Linked DNA regions of Homo sapiens: region 1 is linked to region 2. Evidence: chromatin loops called from intact Hi-C (ENCODE). Cell type or tissue: right lobe of liver. All regions are shown on one strand. Each heading gives the region's core, and the rest is flanking DNA. Links, peaks and the distances in the headings are about the cores only.

Region 1 (2,906 bases), core at 237-2,736, 140 kb after region 2:
GATAACTTAAGGTCAGGAGTTCAACACCAGTCTGCCCAACATGGTGAAACCCCCATCTCTACTAAAAATACAAAAATTAGCTGGGCATGGTGGCAGGTACCCGTAATCCAAGCTACTCTGGAGGCTGAAGCAGGAGAATCGCTTGAAACCAGGAGGCGGAGGTTGCAGTGAGCCGAGACCGGGCCACTGCACTCCAGCCTGGGGTGACAGAGCAAGACTCTGTCTCAAAAAAAAAAAAAAGAAAAGAAAAGTTGTGAACTCCTTACAGAATCATAGGCACAATAAAACACAATTAGAACAACAGCATTGGAAAATGTGTAATAAATGTAAGTAAAAAGGTAACTGTCCAGATATATGAAGTATTGCTGTGAAATATGCAAGCTCAAGATCCAGTTTCAAGTTAATGAGTGATCAGAGAAGAAAAAAATGCAATTTATACACCAGGAAAAATTTGGACAACAAAGCATCCCATGAAAAAAATGCAGAGCGTCACTAGCAATTCAAGAAAATACAACTCAAAACAATACGAAAATCGTTAGACACCTGCGAACCAGCTGAAGGAAGCAAAACCTGTGTTGTGAGGACTAAAGGGAAACAGGTTTCCACATTGTTTGAGGTGCCTGCTATAATTTGGTTTTGTTTCTCGAGAATATTCTGACAGCCCTTCTTGGCTCTTGAGGAAAAAAAAAGACAAACTATTTATACCTTTTTGTATCACTTTGGAAAATATGTTCTGGGCAGCATCTTCCAAGTAATATTTCTGGAATACTTCCAAAGGATGTTGATAGATATTATATAGAAAGAGTATTGTGATTGCAAACACAGATATTTCTATATTTCAGGACTTGTCAGTGCCTTTTACCTGCTAATGTGCATTGTGGATCTCCAAAACTATGTACCATTTACTCAATTAATTTGACCCCAGAATCTTTGTCATGGTAACTTTATTAACAGCTCACAGAGCATTAGGCTGCTGGCAATCAGACTGAGAATAAGAAAAGTATTTGGGGTTTTGTTTGTTTGTTTTTGAGACTGAGTCTCGCTCTGTCGCCAGGCTGGAGTGCAGTGGCATGATCTCAGCTCACTGCAACCTCTGCCACCCGGGTTCAAGCGATTCCCCTGCCTCAGCCTCCCGAGTAGCTGGGATTACAGGCGTGCACCACTACGCCAGGCTAATTTATTTTTATTTTTTGTATTTTAGTAGAGACGGGGTTTCATCATGTTGGCCAGGATGGTCTCCATCTCCTGACCTCGTGATCCACCCACCTTGGTCTCCCAAAGTGCCGGGATTATAGGCGTGAGCCACCATGCCCAGCCGAGAAAGGCATTTTGTATTAAGATGTTATTGGTATAAGTAAAATCTCTGAAACAACCTGGATTTTTGCCAGCCGAGGAAAGTTTATCCAATTCATCTGCATTTAGTAACAGTCCTTTGAGTGTAAGTTCTCTCTTGTTTGACAGTTAGATAAGCAGGCTTTGTAGACTTCTTACTTAAGTCACTGAGCAGAGAGTTGAACAGTAACAGAGAGCCCTGTGGCTTGTCACTAGAGACCCATTTCCTTGGCGGCCACTGCTCAATGGTCCCTGTTTAATTGGGAAAACCCACCGAACTCCATTATCATCTAGCCCAGAGATGCTATCAAGAATCACATGCCCGAAGTCAAACCGGAAAGTATATTTAGTGCTGGATGTTTGTGTATCTTTGCTAACCTTTAGAAAGAGGAAGAAGCTGGAGCTTGGTTTCCCATCAATGGTATCAGCTCAGCTAACTGACCCCTGCTTCGATCTTAAAGTTAGGACAAGGAATTTGCGCTGTATAAACTCCTTCATGTCTTATTCATTCTTACATTCTGTTGGTTTGGTTGCCTTCAATTTCCTAGGACGCATTTCTGTTTCAAAGTTTCCAGTCTCCTCCCAGCCAAATGGAGGGGCAGCAGGAATTCAGCCCATATTGGTCACAACGGGTTGGGAGGAGTTGAACCAAAGAAATATCGTATAAAATCAGAGCCTCAAAGACTCCACGGACACCAACGTGTAGCATACGCTCGCAAAGACACTGTGCTGAATGCGAGCCCAGGTGTACCCTGCAGGAGCAGAGAGGGGGTAGGAAGCCTCGGCTGTGGATATTATTTATCCCTCCCCTACCCCACCCCACTACTCCATCCCTCCCTCCCTCACGCTATCCTGCTTCCACCCCACCCCTCCTGATTTTCCACATTTCTCTCTCTCTCTCTCTCACACACACACACACGTGCACACACACAGACACACACACACAGAGTTTGTCTTCTCAGTAGCCTTCTGATCTCGGTGATTTAGGAATCCAGAAAAATGCACAAAAGCAGTCATTAGCCAAAAAGAACCCATGTGTTCCTGGTAACATTCAAATGACCCTGGTACTCAGGAAGGTTTCTTGGGGCCATCACCCTACCTGGAATGGCCATCACTCTTCAAGCCCAAAACATGTTTTTAAACACTTCTGTCCATTCATTCCTTCATTCCTTGGTCCAACACATCTGTGCAAAGCTCCTACAGTGGACAGTACCCCAGGACACACGTGGTTTCCCTCCTGCCTCAAAACATTTATAGTCTAGGGCAAGCCTGTCCAACCCACGGCCCACAGGCCTCATGCGGCCCAGGATGGCTTTGAATGTGACCCAACACAAATTCGTAAACTTTCTTCAAACACTATGAGATTTTGGGGGGATTTTTTTAGCTTATCAGCTATGTTAATGTTAGTGCATTTTATATGTGACCCAAGACAATTCTTCTTCCAAAGAGGCCCAGGGAAGCCAAAGAATGGGACACCCCTGGTCTAGGGCATGGATAATATCAAACACTGATATCTAGCAAATATGAAACTCAATAGCAGGGTGCATTTAGAACTAGAAGATAGCCGGGTGCGG
Region 2 (2,906 bases), core at 135-2,634:
AGGAGAATCCCTTGAACCCAGGAGGCGGAGGTTGCAGTGAGCCAAGATCGCGCCACTGCCCTCCAGCCTGGGTGACAAAGTGAGACTCTGTCTCAAAAAAAAAAAAAAAAAAAAAAAGAGAGAGAGAGAGAGGAGAGAGAGAGAAAAGAAAAAACAAGTGGGTGGTATATATGTGGAAGAACATAAAAAAGACCAGAAGGAACCACATCTCAGTGTCAGCATGTGAGCTCTGATGGTCTCTGCTGAGGTTGCCTGCGGTGCCCTAACTCTTCTCTGTTTTCTGATTGCTTTTGCAATCAACAGGTATTATTCTCATGAGCAGAAAAACGCCCTGTTGTGCACATTTGGGATGAGAGAAGGGTGCTGCAGGTGAGGAGAAGACAAAGGGGTGGAGTGGGCCAGCTTCTCTAGTGTGGCATCTTCTCCTCTCCTCCTTGCCTGGCTGCCTGGAGCCTGAGGGTCACAGCCTCCAGCCTCTTGGCTTGCACTCTCGGCCTCTGCACGCAGCCTTATCTTCCCCAGAACGCACACTCACCTTCCGCTTCCCTCAGGACCTGCCACCTCCAAACCTCTGCCCATGCTGGGTCCTCCACTGGGCCACCCTCTCCTGCCCAGCTCGGCAGGTGCACATCTTCCTAGCCTGGGGGGCCTGCTCAGAAGGCAGCTCTTTCAGGAAGCCCCTGGCTGGAGAGACCCCACCTTCCTGCCGCCTCCTCTGGCCTCTCTGGTGAGCTGCCCACTCTCTTCCTTGAGTCAGAGTTCAAGGTGTGGCTGTCTTGCCTGTGAGGGCAAAGTCTGCAGCCGACTCGTCTCCCTGGCTGTCAGCTCCACAAGGCGGGCGGGTGCTCAGTAAACATTACTAAACTCATCAGCCCCCTTTGGGCAAACGGGACAGTGGGGCGAGGCCTGGCGTGGCTGGAAAAGCAGTCTGGATGCCCCAGTTGCGGCTGGCTCAACGGCTTTATCTGACAGCCCTGGGCACCAAGACAAAGAGGCGTTCCCTGGCTGCCTTGGCCTCCTCTCTCCCAGGGGAAGGCAGGGTGACATGGCGAGCCTGGGCCACACAGTGAGCCCAGGCCGGAGCCAGCAGCCGGTTCCCAACACTGGCTAGGGCCCTTCTGCAGGCCTGACCCTGAGCACATCCCAGGACCCCGTCAGCTTCCCAGGGAGAGTTCCCAGGAGTCTGTGCTGGCGTGGAGAGGAGCTGGGGGCCCCTGGGTGTGCGGCTGCAGACGTCACGGGCACCCAGAACCCTGACCAGAGTCAATGTTGTCGTCCCCTTGGCATGCTGGAAAAAAAATTGCTCAGACAGGGCTGGAGGGCTCTCAGACCCTTTGTATCCTCTTCTCTGAGTCTTGGGAAATTGAGAAGTCCTCTGAGAGCTTCCCTTCACCTGATAGTCCCACCCTCAGGATGGAGCTGAGGCAGAGTCTGCACTCCTCAACCCTCTTCTCTGTGAAACAGTTAGGAAATGTCTGCAGACATCATCATCCGGACTCAACTCCTCTTCCCTGCTATGAATCGTGAAACAAAGTGTTCAGGTCACCACAGTGAGGACTCTGGCACTGAGCCGGCACTGGGCGGGATCAGTAGCTTGGATGGAATGCCGGCAGGGTCCCTGCTGACCTCATCATGTGGAAGAGTTTCGGAGAGGTCAGGAGTTGCCAAGGGCCTGCAGACAACGCCGTGTGAGGAGGACAGTGTGAGGTAGCACAGGCCTCTTCGATTCCCAAGGTTCCCTGGAATCCTCAGGATTCCCAAGGAACCCTTGGATCACCCCAGCACCACCTAGCCCAGGGACAGAGCCAGGCCTGAGTGCACAGCCCGCTAGCAACTGTGTAACAGGTGCCAGGCACCTACAGTGTGCTGGGCATGGGGCTGAGGTGGGGCTGTGCTGGCAATGCTGCAGACAGCATGTTTACACCAAGCACAGCTACAAGCCCAGGACCAGCTTCCCTCCTTCCGTCAGAGCAGCCACTGGGGCAGCCAGTGTTACTAGATCCCCACTTGACACATGAGGAGGCACCAGGAGGCTGTGCCACTCAGCCGATCTAGCGGTCCACACATCAGAGTCCATACTCTGCCACCATTAGAATGGGGCTTGTGATGGCTGCCCTCACTCAGTTCAGGGGTCCCCACCAGAATCTCTCAGGCCACACCCTGGGACCTCAGATACACTCTGGGCAAGTGGCAGGGGCCCTGAAAGGTCCAGAGTCCAGCCAACTTCAGGTCTCCCAGGCAAAAGGAGCCAGACCTCCCACTCACCCCCTCGAACCCAGCAGTCACTCCAACAGGGCTTCTCTGACAGTCCAGGCTGATGCAGCTCACTGTGGCAAAAGACCTTCCCTGAATCAGGTCCTCACATAGAGGCCCATGCAGCCCTCTGGGAATGCGGAGGCTGGGGGCAGCCATAGACACTGGAGCTCCTTCCCTGTGACAAGTGCCATCCCATGGGGAGGAGCCAAGCCCAACGAACACCCCAAGGCAAGAGGGAAGAGCTCTGTGGGGCAGAGGGCAGCCTGAGCATCTGCAAACAGAGTGGCTCACAGAGAGGACACCTGCCCTGAGGACACCTGCAGGAGATCCCTACAGAGGAAGGGCTAGACCAGGCTCCATCCAGCAAGTAAGGTCTCTAACAGCTTTGAGATCGTAAGCCCTTTAAATAGGGAGGGAGGTGGGTGAATGGATGGATGGATGGATGGATGAGTAGATGGACGGGTGGATGATTGAATGGGTGGATGGATGGATGAGTGGATGGTTGGATGAGTGGATGGATGGATAGATGAGTAGATGGATGGATGGATGATTGAATGGGTGGATGGATGGATGAGTGGATGGACGGACAGATGGATGGATGGATGGATGGATGAGTGAGTGGTGTATTAGTCTATTCTCATGCTGCTAAC

What was found. Hi-C counts contacts between places; a loop is a spot of excess contacts. Peaks named below come from ENCODE experiments on the same cell type or tissue, not always from the same donor. Only the 100,000 strongest peaks of a DNase experiment are listed, where the experiment ranks them.
Region 1: a loop joins it to region 2, with 2.1 times the contacts of the local background. A loop is called at or near these places in 5 of 110 quality-filtered maps.

The regions. Positions count from the first base shown.
Region 1 is chr11:69,623,645-69,626,550 of GRCh38, forward strand. No RefSeq gene overlaps it. Among named protein-coding and RNA genes, the nearest start is that of CCND1, 16 kb to the right of the region's middle. In right lobe of liver, for the core only: no CTCF peak of the experiment used is centred there; no DNase peak of the experiment used is centred there.
Region 2 is chr11:69,479,161-69,482,066 of GRCh38, forward strand. It overlaps LINC02747 (long intergenic non-protein coding RNA 2747), which reads right to left and starts at 797. Exons shown (of 2, transcript NR_184307.2): 1 at 536-797. LINC01488 (long intergenic non-protein coding RNA 1488) reads left to right here and starts at 2,503. Exons shown (of 4, transcript NR_185875.1): 1 at 2,503-2,623. RefSeq lists an enhancer at 1,337-2,303. In right lobe of liver, for the core only: no CTCF peak of the experiment used is centred there; DNase peaks (open chromatin) are centred at 981 and 1,581; H3K27ac peaks cover 1,816 bases.